2 separate regions of the Homo sapiens genome follow, and region 1 is linked to region 2. The links are chromatin contacts, found by Hi-C or POLR2A ChIA-PET in ENCODE. All regions are on one chromosome and are shown on one strand. Each heading gives the region's core, a stretch centred on a gene start or an enhancer-like site at or near the end of the contact. The rest is flanking DNA. Distances are from core to core; before and after follow the strand shown.

Region 1 (5,357 bases), core at 2,442-4,941, 490 kb before region 2:
AAATTCTTGTACACCAGTTGATATGGTTAGACTTCGTGTCCCCACCCAAATCTCATCTTGAATTGTAATCCCCAGGTTTTGAGGGAGAGACCTGGTGGGAGGTGATTAGATCATAGGGGCAGTTTCTCCCATGCTGTTCTCATGATAATGAGTGAGTTCTCACAAGATCTGATGGTTTTATAAGTGTTTGACATTTCCTCCTACACACACTCTTTCTCTCTCCTGCCACCTTGTAAAGAGGGTGCCTGCTTTCTCTTCCTTCATGGTATAAGTTTCATGAGGCTTTCCCAGCCATGCGGAACTGTGAGTCAATTAAATCTCCTTTGTGTATAAATCACCCAATCTCAGGTAATATCTTAAGAGCAGTGTGAGAACAGACTAATACACTGATATTCATGGCTACATTATTTATAACAGCCCAAAAGCAGAAACAACCCAAACGTCCATCAACTGAAGAATGGATAAACAGAAAGTGATATGTTTGTACAATGAAATATCATGCAATAATAGAAAGAAATGAAGTGGCCCGGGTGCAGTGGCTCAAGCCTGTAATCCCAACATTTTGGAAGGTTGAGGCGGGTGGATCACTTGAGGTCAGGAGTTCAAGACCAGCCTGGCCAACATGATGAAGCCCCAACTCTACTAAAAATACAAAAATTAGCTTGGCATGGTTGCAGGACCCTGTAATCTCAGCAACTCAGGAGGCTGAGGCAGGAGAATTGCTTGAACCTGGGAGGTGGAGGTTGCCGTGACTGGAAATCGCCCCACTGCACTCCAGCCTAAGAGCCAGAGCCAGAGGCCATCTGGAAAGGAAGGAAGGAAGGAAGGAAGGAAGGAAGGGAGGGAGGGAGGGAGGGAGGGAGGGAGGGAGGGAGGGAGAAAGAGAGAAAAGAACGAATTGATATGTGCTACAACATGGATGAACCTACTTCAGAAACATTATAGTGAATGAAAGAAGCTAGACATGAAAAACTACATACTGTATGATTACATTTATATGTGATATCCAGAATAGGCAAATCCATAGATAAAAAACGTTAATTAATGATTGGTGAGAGGATACAAATAGGAGGAAATTAGGAGTGGCTACTAATAGGTTTGCAGGTTTTTTGGTGGGAGGTAATGAAAATGTTCTGGAATTAGATAGCAGTGATGGTTGCACAATACTGTAAATATATATAAGAAATCACTCTATTGTACACTTCAAAATGGTAGATTTTTTTCATGTAAATTTGTCTCAATTTTTAAAATTGTCAGAAAAACCTATACAGGAGTAAGCCCTCATTTACTGGAAGTGCTGAAAAATAAAAAAGAACGTACGGCCAGCCAGTCAAGAGAACCAATATAGAGTGGTTTTCTAGAAGCCTGGGGAAGAGTTTTAAGAACAGTTAAAAATCACCCAAACAATTTCCCATGTGTTAATTCCATTCTCACCAGACATCCTTTTAATTATTGTTATTATTTAGTTTCTCAAATTTTCATCTTGATAGAAAATTTGCTGACCAGAGTCTGCAAACAGTCAACTGACCAGAGCCCGCTGGTCTTCTTGGCTGTATTTTTCACGAAAAAAAGAATAAGTTAGATTGAAATTTGGGTGTATAAGTGTTTTCTGGTCATCCTGCTGAGGCAGTTTGACCATTCCTCCTCGTAATTTTAGGTTGGATGTGGACACTCGTGACACTAGATATGACAAGAGAATTTGAGAGAAATTTTATTACCCTGGGGACTAGTGGGGGTAAGTGAGGGAGGGCTGGGTGCTGCAAACAGGTCTGGGCTGGTTTCAGAGGCAGAGGAAGTTGGATGGGCCTTTATAGCATCTAGGAAGTGGGGCTGGTGAAAATGCCGCACAGGCTGTAGATTTGCAAGTTTTAAATTTCTCAACTGCACCAATTTTTGTTGCCAGTTTTAAATTTCCCACCAATGCCAAAGAAGGAGGCAGGCTGGAGAATCACAAGTTTTAAATTTCCCACTACAGCCAAAAGCAGAGTCATGCGGCTGTAGATTTGCTAGTTTTAAATTTCCTGCTGGCATCAAAGGAAAAGGTGCCCGGACTTTCTTATCACCCTGACCGGAAGCAGGGACCAACTATGCATGCTCCAAGATTTTGGGACTTTTCACTGTTTTATTTTGATTATTCTCTGTCTTTTCCTGTAAAGCTTATTTTCAGGGTCAGAAGCAAATAGCTGTATAAATAAGAAAGAAAAAACTAGCTCAAATAAAAAAAATGGTAGGATTCAGTGACAGGATTTACGTGTGTGTTATGTAAGCCACACGATATTTTCAGTCTGGGCAACTCTTAAGAGATGAATTGGGCCAGGCGTGGTGGCTCACGCTTGTAATCCCAGCACTTTGGGAGGCCGAGGCAGGCAGATCACCTGAGGTGGGGAGTTCGAGACCAGCCTGACCAACATGGAGAAACCCCGTCTCTACTAAAAATACAAAATTAGTCGGGTGTGGTGGCGCATGCCTGTAATCCCAGCTACTCGGGAGGCTGAGGCAGGAGAGTCACTTGAACCCGGGAAGCGGAGGTTGCGGTGAGCCAAGATCACGCCATTGGACTCCTGCCTGGGCAACAAGAGCGAAACTCCGTCTCAAAAAAGAAAAAGAGAGATGAACCAGTACTGCTATAAACCTTGTGGAGAAATTTGGGAGAAGAAACTTTTACAGTTCAAAGCACAATGTCTAGAAAATGTTTCTGTAAGCAGTATTTTGGCAAGTGTTTTTCTTGTAAATGTATTTACAAGTTCCAGTGATTCTCCCGCCTCAGCCTCCCAAGTAGCTGGGATTACAGGCATGTGCCACCACACCCTGCTAATTTTGTATTTTTAGTAAAGATGGGGTTTCACTATGTTGGTCAGGCTGACTGGGGTTCAGAGAAGGAGGAGGAGAAAGGCGAGGAGGAAAGGGAAGTGGTCTCAAACTCCTCACCCCAGGTGATCCACCCACCTCAGCCTCCCAAAGTGCTGGAATTAGAAGTGTGAGCCACCGCGGCCAGCCCACGGACGGACGGCTGGTACTTACATGTGCACAAGTGCAGCTACTTTACTTACCGTCGAAGGCAGCGGAGGAAGTGTAATTGACTAGCGTGGATGCAGCTTTTCTAAGCAAACGCTCGATTTAACCTGGAGTTGTCATCCCACAAAATACATTGTACCTGACTACAGAGAAACATGAATTCTGGGTCTTCCTTGTGTGTAAGAGTAAATGTATTTTTCCTTAGCATTTTTTGTACCTACTATAGGCATCCATATGGCAATTAGAAGTAACAGAGAGACAAGCAAAACCATATGTTTAAAACAAAAGGTAAAAATAACTAGTATTTTGAGACGTGTTTCAAGTACAGTATTTCCAGAAAACAATATATTTATATTTTTAACTCGTGTCTTTAGCCCTCACACACAAGGAAGACCCAGAATTCATGTTTCTCTGTAGTCAGGTACAATGTATTTTTTGGGATGACAACTCCAGGTTAAATCGAGCGTTTGCTTAGAAAAGCTGCATCCACGCTAGTCAATTACACTTCCTCCGCTGCCTTCGACGGTAAGTAAAGTAGCTGCACATGTGCACATGTAAGTACCAGCCGTCCGTCCGTGGGCGGTTAAAAGGCCCCGGATGTTCAGGGGGTGGAGTCGGCGTCTACCCATGAGGCAGCGCGTGCAGTTATATACTTCTGCCCCCGGCTGAGACGCCGGTTCCGCGCTGGAAGTCTCCGGGGGAGTCGCTGTTGCTGAGGCTGTCGCCTGAGGTTTTTCGCGCTCCTCCCTTTCCTCCTCCTCTTTCTCCTCCTCCTTATCCGAACCCCAGTCAGACCGATCTGCTCTGCTCTCGGTAAGCGGCCCCCGCCCCCGCCTGTGCCGCGCGGAAGGAGGCAGCAGCTCTCCCGCGCGGCCGAGGCAGCCTTCCCCAGAGGGCGGTTCTGAGGGCGGCTGGCTGAGGGTCTCTATGCCGGTGCGGATCGACGGGGGTGCGGGGGAGGGGACAGGCTTGGCGGCGTGGTAGCTGGTGGGCCACCATCTTGCGCCGGGCCCTGAAGGGGGAGGGTTTTCTGGAGGTAGAGCCTGGCGGCCCGCGGCGGGCAGTGGTTTCGCGGGCCGCGGCAGCTGCGGCAGCCTTCTCACCTCCTGAGTCCTGTCGGTCTGTTTCCAACCCGGTTTGGGCTTTTCATTCTGGAGGCAACTCCCTTTCGTCTTTTGTACGGTTGATACTGATGTTTGACGGAGACCCGCCCACCCTCAAGTCTCTTCAATCAAACGAAAAGAGACTTGAGGGGATTCCGAACTTTCAGGCATCAGAGACCCTGTGACCCCTTCTTTCTGCGCAGGTTCCCCCCACACAGGACCGGTCATTCCATGCCCACAACCTTGTTCTGGCCAAAGGGACTTCCCTTCTCTGTCACAGAAATCGTGCTCTATTCCGTTATTGTCTAGAGGATAAGAGCCCTGAGGAGAAACGTGGAGTTAAATACACTATATTCTAACTAGGAGGTTTGCAGGTTTTACTTAAAGAGATGGAAAAAATTATGCTGAGGTATACTCCTGCTCTAGAGATGGAGGGAGTTCCTTTCAACTTCTCTCAGGTTTTAATGCTTTTTTAAGGAGAAATTCGAGAGGAAATTGTCAAGTGAACCAGCTTCTGCAAGCACGGGAGACCTTCATCCAGGGGATTCTCTTTGTTTGGAAAGATTTGTTAGTTTTGTGGAGTTTTTTAAATCTGCGACCTTAAATTTTTTTTACTATTGTTTTCAGGTTTGGACTATGAGTTGTAATGTCTTTTAGTGCCCCTAAACATAAAATAGAAACCTAGAAGTAGAGTTTTAAACTGCAAAAGTCTCCTCTTAGTATTTGTGAGGTGTCCTGGTTTGGGGGTTACTGTGCAAACTTAATCTCCTTACGCAGAAACTTCACTGAGCCTACAAAGGCACTGATTTGCTTGTAAAATTAGGGCTGTGTACCTTTGATGTTTCTACAGCAGTACAGATTCCATTATAATCGTATCTTGCATTTGTATATTTCATTGGTAGCACCCCTTTTGAGATGGGCTGTAGGGTGTCGTTAGAACTGTTTGAAGATGAGGAAACAGCCTCAAGGACAGAACTTTACCGAGGTCATGTGCCTAGGAAGTGATGGAACCAATTCTTAAACCTAGGCTTTCTGACCCTCATCCAATGTTCAATTTGGTATATTATGTCTCACTTTTTGTGAGAGTGAGGTGGTCACGGAGAATAAGCAAGGAGGCTCACTTAAAAGTTTTAAGAAGTATTATTCAATTCCTTTTTCCTTTATATTTTTATTTTTAAGGCTTCATTTTTTTTCGACTTTTTCATACTTTAATATTATTTCTAAGCATGTTGAAGAGTT
Region 2 (5,303 bases), core at 206-2,705:
TTCATGAACCTCCCCCCTCCCCCGCCCACCACCACTGCAACCTTAGAGAAGCAGCTGGGGTGGGGAGAATACAGCCGGAAGTGGCAGCCACCCCAGGACCTGAGAGCTGGGGCAGGATGCACACCCCACTGCCCCGAGTCTCAGTCTTTCAGCTGCCTTGGCCTCCATCTCTGAGCTACTCCCCTGACAAGGGGGATCCACCATAGGGCACCTGGGCTGAGTTCCAGGGAAAATTGGCGGGGGATAGCCTGGGCCTCTTGGACCTAGTTCAGGCCTGCTTTGGGACTGTCCTAGCATCCCATTGGATGTGTAGGATATACTTGCTGATTGTCTGGGAGAATCCTTCAATTGAATTAAAGAATTAGGTCTAGAAATCCTCAAACCCAACCAAAGAAATCTGGAAATCCTCAAATTCAACCACAAAATCCTAGATCTGGCACAGCCTTCAAGGATTCTTCCAGTCCGGTCTCTGCCCCAGGGGGATGAACACCTCAGCCATCCATGACAGCTGTTTTTCCTCCTGGCCTTTAAAATCCTCCCTCCTCAGCCTTCACTCCTACTCACCACCTCAACTTAATTTCTCATTCCCCACCCAGGAAGAACCTGTATGCCCCCTGCATCCCACTGCACTTCCGGATGCCTTTTCCCCCAAGACTGGAATGGCCTCAGGCCCCCATCTCCAGGTTGGCTCCATCTCGGGTAGGGCCTGGGAGCTACCACAGAGCTGAGCCAAGTGGGCAGGGTCTGGGCCATGGCCAAAGTGGAGGAGGGGGTGGCAGTCCTGTGAGCATCATGGCTCCAAGCTGGGCAGCCCAGCAGGGCCCTTTGAGTGAGATGGCTCCTGAGAGGCCGTGGCCGGGGCAGAAGTGGCAGCAGGACCAGCGTAGAGGAGAGATAGTTAAGTACAAGCTTAGGGTTCAGCTTAAGCATTGTATTTTGTTATTCTCAAATTCTAGTCTAAGATTCTGGCCCCTAATTTTAGATCTTTTTTCCCATTCTTCTAGGGTTGAATTGCATGACTCTAGATTTCTAAGGATCTATTCTGTAACTCTGTTGCTCCAGAATTTTAAACATCTCTTCTGTACTTCTGTTAACCTTTGGGTCCCTGTCCCGTTGCCTTCTAGGTGAGTGGCCCTCACCTACAGACTCAACATATGGCCTTTGGCTCTTCCCACTTCCAAGAGTCTTGGAAGGGATGGGTCGAGCAAGCAGAGGAAAGGAAGATGTGAGTTCCCAAAATGCTCCTCACCTTTTTCTTCTGAGTGGGCTCCTTCTCACTGGCATTGGAGGGCTTGCGGCGCAGCATGGTCCTCCACCCTGGGAGACTCCGTCCCTGCTCTCCTAGGTGTCAAGATGCAGAGGCCTCTTGCTTAGCCTCACCAGAACTGCCCGGGGGCACGGCATGAACCGAGCCTTCAGCTGCCACTCTGACTGCTGCAGTGGCAGCTTGGGGGTGCGGGCCATGGACACCCGGCAGCAGCAGCATACAGGAAGCCCTGCCACGTGACCTACTCTTACAGCAATCGCAGCCCCTGCCGGCCCCTAGGGAGGAAGGAAGTCCAAGCTTCAGTCTCCAGAGATTCTGATGCAGACGGCTCTTGGGTTGAACAGTCAGAGAAAGTCCCTACCTTGTTGTCTCATGTCGATCATCATCAGTCCTTCTGCTCCATCTTCCTAGAGGTGGACAATCAGCTCGACATTATATGGCGTACCCAAGCCCTTTATCTCACTGACCAGAATCCAGAAACCAGAAGTTGGACCATCTGGCTGCCTGTTGGATCAATGCTCCCGGTCAACTCACGTCTTCAAGGTCGTCACTGCCATCACTACCACTACCATCACCCCTGTGACCATCACCACTGCTACCATCACTCCTATCAATAGCCATCACCATACAGCCATCACCCCTACAGCCATCAGGCCTGCAGCCATCCCCGCTGCCATCAGCACACCTATAGCCATTGTCACTATGGTAATCACCTCTACAGTTGACATCCTTCAGCCATCACCTCTACAGTCATCACCATTGCTGCTATCACCCTTCCAGCCATCATCCTTACAGCTGTCACCCTTCTGGACATTACAGCCAACCGCACTCATGACCCTCTCACCCCTATAACCATCGTCCCTACAGTCATCTCTCCTACAACCATCATCACATCCGTGCAGCCATCAGCCCTGCAGCCATCACTCCTACAGCCATCAGTACACCTAAAGCCATCATCACTAGAGCAGTCACCCCTCCAGTCAGTACCCCTCAGCCATCATGAGTATATTTATCACCACCACAGCTGAAAAGCACTTACAGCCAACTCCACACCTCTAGCAAGTATCCAACAGGCATTTATCAAACACCTATGCAGTATATTCAATTTGTGGGTTGTCTGTGGCAGATTTTAATAACTTTAATAACTTCTTGGTATTACAAAAGCAACTTGTATTTGTCATACAATTTCACAAACACATAAACAAAAAAAATTTCAAAATTTCCCATCATTGTCCTCTACACTGTTTTAAGCATCTATCTACTCTCTGTCTATAAACATTTTTTTTCTTTTTACAAAAATCATACTGCTCAGAAAACAGATAATTGGTTTGGGGAGAAGGGGAGGGGAGAGAAGGGAAGGGAGACATCACACAGGGTAACAGGAAGCTTTTAGGAGTGATGAATATGTTCACTATCTTGACTGTGGTGATGATTTCATGGGGGAATACACATGTCAAAACGTATCAAATTGTATACTTCAAATATGTGCAGTTTATTGTAGCTCCATTATACCTCAATAAAGCTGTTTAAAATTTTTTAATTAAAAAAGGTCATAATTCACACTATTGGTGTCTGCTTTTCACACTAAACACAGTATCTTTTTTGTTTTTTTTTCGAGATGGAGTCTCTCACTCTGTCTCCCAGGCTGGAGTGCAGTGGCGTGATCTCGGCTCACTGCAACCTCCACCTCCTGAGTTCAAGCAATTCTTGTGCCTCTGCCTCCCAAGTAGCTGGGACTATAGGTGCGTACCACCACCCTGGTTAATTTTTGTATTTTTTGTAGAGACAGGGTTTCACCATGTTGCCCAGGCTGGTCTTGAACTCCTGGTCTCAAGTGACCTCTTTGCCTCATCCTCCCAAAGTGCTGGGATTACAGGCGTGAGCCACTACGTCCAGCTGAACACAGTATCAAGATTGTCTCATGCTATGAAATAGTCTTCAACTACGTAATTTATAACGGCTGTGGAACATCCCATTGTGTGGATGTGCCGTGCTTATTTCACCAAGCCCTTGCTGATGAACTTGGGTTGGCTTAAATTTTTAAATTATTCATTGAACATACTTATGGTAAATATTCACATCCATAGTTTTTTTTCTGTAGGGGAAATATCCAGAAGAGGAATTGCTGGGGTCAAAGGTATGCACATTTTTAAGGCTTTCAATTCTGTGGTACTTGTGAAATACTAGGCTTGTCCACCCCTGTTCCCAAGATGTTCTCGTGACTTCCTCTCCGATTCTGCTTTATGCCCTCTGACCATCCAACCTTCAGGGTGAGCTCAGGGAAGATAAGATCTTTCTTCCCTAAGCTGAAACCATACATTCTTTGGCCTACTCAGTCGGCCAGGCAGACTCATGAAAAGATTCCACACCCCAGATCTCCTTCCCACTGGCCTGTGTTTTCCACCCTGAAAGTCCCTCCCAGGCGGCCCAGGGTCACTAGCAAGCGCGGTAACTGGTTAAGGCTTTTCGGCATATACAGTAGCCTGGCAGCCGTGTAGGGGACCCATCGGGCCTTTGGGGCTCTGCGTGACCAGGAGCAGGAGGGCAGCCCCAGAGGGTTCTGGGATTGGGGACGCCGCTGTAGTGGCCTGGGGCACCTGGAGCCAGAGCCGTGAGGGAGGAAGCAGGTCGCAGAATCTTCCGGGCCTGCGCAGCGGCTGCGTCCCTGGCCGCCTCGCAGGATGTGCCCGCTTCCTGTTTGCTCAGCGCCGGCAGCGACAGAAGATCACACACTAACCGCAGAACCTTCAAAGGCGGCCAGCAAACCAGGGCACAGGGCTGGCGAGGCTTGGGAAAAGGCAGCGAGAGGGAGGTGAGGGTGCCTTGGAGAGAAATATGGAGAGGTGACCAGCTCCCAGGACAGAAGGGAGCAAGTGTTTTCAACGGCTTCCTTCGTTCTCCTTTTCAGATCTGTCTCCTCTGTTCAGGAACACCTCCTCCCCGCCACCTGGGGACCGGGGCCAGTGGAGGCGGGGTGTCCAGGACCCCCCATCGGGACTTGCCTTCCCCCAGCTTTTCTCTTCCAACAGATTGCCCTGGCTGAATCCCAATAGGCCAGGTCCTTGCTGGCTAATGACCCTTAAACATGTGTTTAATAGATTTTCCCTTCTGGGTAACATATTTGCATTTTACAGGTTATGTTGTTTGAGGTACGCAGAGCTCTCAGCTAAGGAAGTGATACGAGTCAGTAGTTCAGGGAACAAGGTCACCTTAAACTTGATAATGGGCCGGCAGGCAGAACCTAGGAACTTGCTGTGGGCACAGCCTTGTGCTAGGCCTCGGGAGGAGGTACAAAATAAATAGCCATCAGGGCCCCTTGTACCTGGGAGCTGACATCCTAGGTGGAGTGGCAAGCTTACATTTACCCAGCACTTGTTCTTTACCAAGCACTACATTAAGCACTTGACAGATGTTTAATCCCACCACAACCCCTGGAGGCGAGTAGTTTAATATAAAGACGTATCCAGAAGTATAGATTTGGGGCAGAAGAACCTTGATTTAGCGCCAATACTGCAGGATTGCAGGGTGTGTATGTGTGTGTGTGTGTGTGTGTGTTTTGGGGTTCCACTGATAGTGAAATCAACCTGAACCCTCAGAGGGTGGATGTAGGACTACCAAAGACACAAAGGTCATCGTAGGCCACATTCAGATAAAGCAGCTCCCACACCAGCACACTCCAAGTATTTTTTTAAATTTAATTTAATTTAATTTTTTTTTGAGTCTTACTCTGTTGCCTAGGCTGGAGTGCAGTGACGCGATCTCGGCTCACTGCAACCTTCACCTCCTGGGTTCAAGCTATTCTCCTGCCTCAGCCTCCTGGGTAGCTGGGACTACAGGCGCATGCCACCATGCCTGGCTTATTTTTTGTGTTTTTAGTAGAGACGGGGTTTCACCATGTTAGCCAGGATGGTCTTGATCTCCTGACCTCGTGATCTGCCCACCTTGGCCTCCCAAAGTGCTGGGATTACAGGTGTGAGCCACTGCACTCAGCCAAGAAATTCTTATTTAGTAGATGATCATGAGTGGGATATTTGGG

Evidence for each region. Hi-C counts contacts between places; a loop is a spot of excess contacts on that map. ChIA-PET counts read pairs that join two places held with the same protein, here RNA polymerase II (POLR2A). Pooled maps may share reads with other maps.
Region 1: a pooled map shows a loop between it and region 2 (7-fold over the local background). The contact joins the promoter of ZNF280C here to the promoter of SASH3 in region 2. A Hi-C loop is called at or near these places in 6 of 37 single-sample maps with no recorded cell type and 11 of 50 pooled maps. POLR2A ChIA-PET finds 5 or more read pairs at or near these places in 2 of 52 experiments (OCI-LY7 and activated T-cell).

The regions. Positions count from the first base shown.
Region 1 is chrX:130,267,233-130,272,589 of GRCh38, reverse strand. It overlaps ZNF280C (zinc finger protein 280C), which reads left to right and starts at 3,691. Exons shown (of 19, transcript NM_017666.5): 1 at 3,691-3,828. RefSeq lists a silencer at 3,911-3,990.
Region 2 is chrX:129,776,101-129,781,403 of GRCh38, reverse strand. It overlaps SASH3 (SAM and SH3 domain containing 3), which reads right to left and starts at 1,455. Exons shown (of 8, transcript NM_018990.4): 1 at 1,250-1,455. The coding sequence starts at 1,306. LOC124905215 (a long non-coding RNA gene) reads left to right here. Exons shown (of 2, transcript XR_007068328.1): 2 at 1,125-2,829. RefSeq lists enhancers at 1,105-1,164, 1,215-1,294, 1,545-1,704, 4,485-4,574.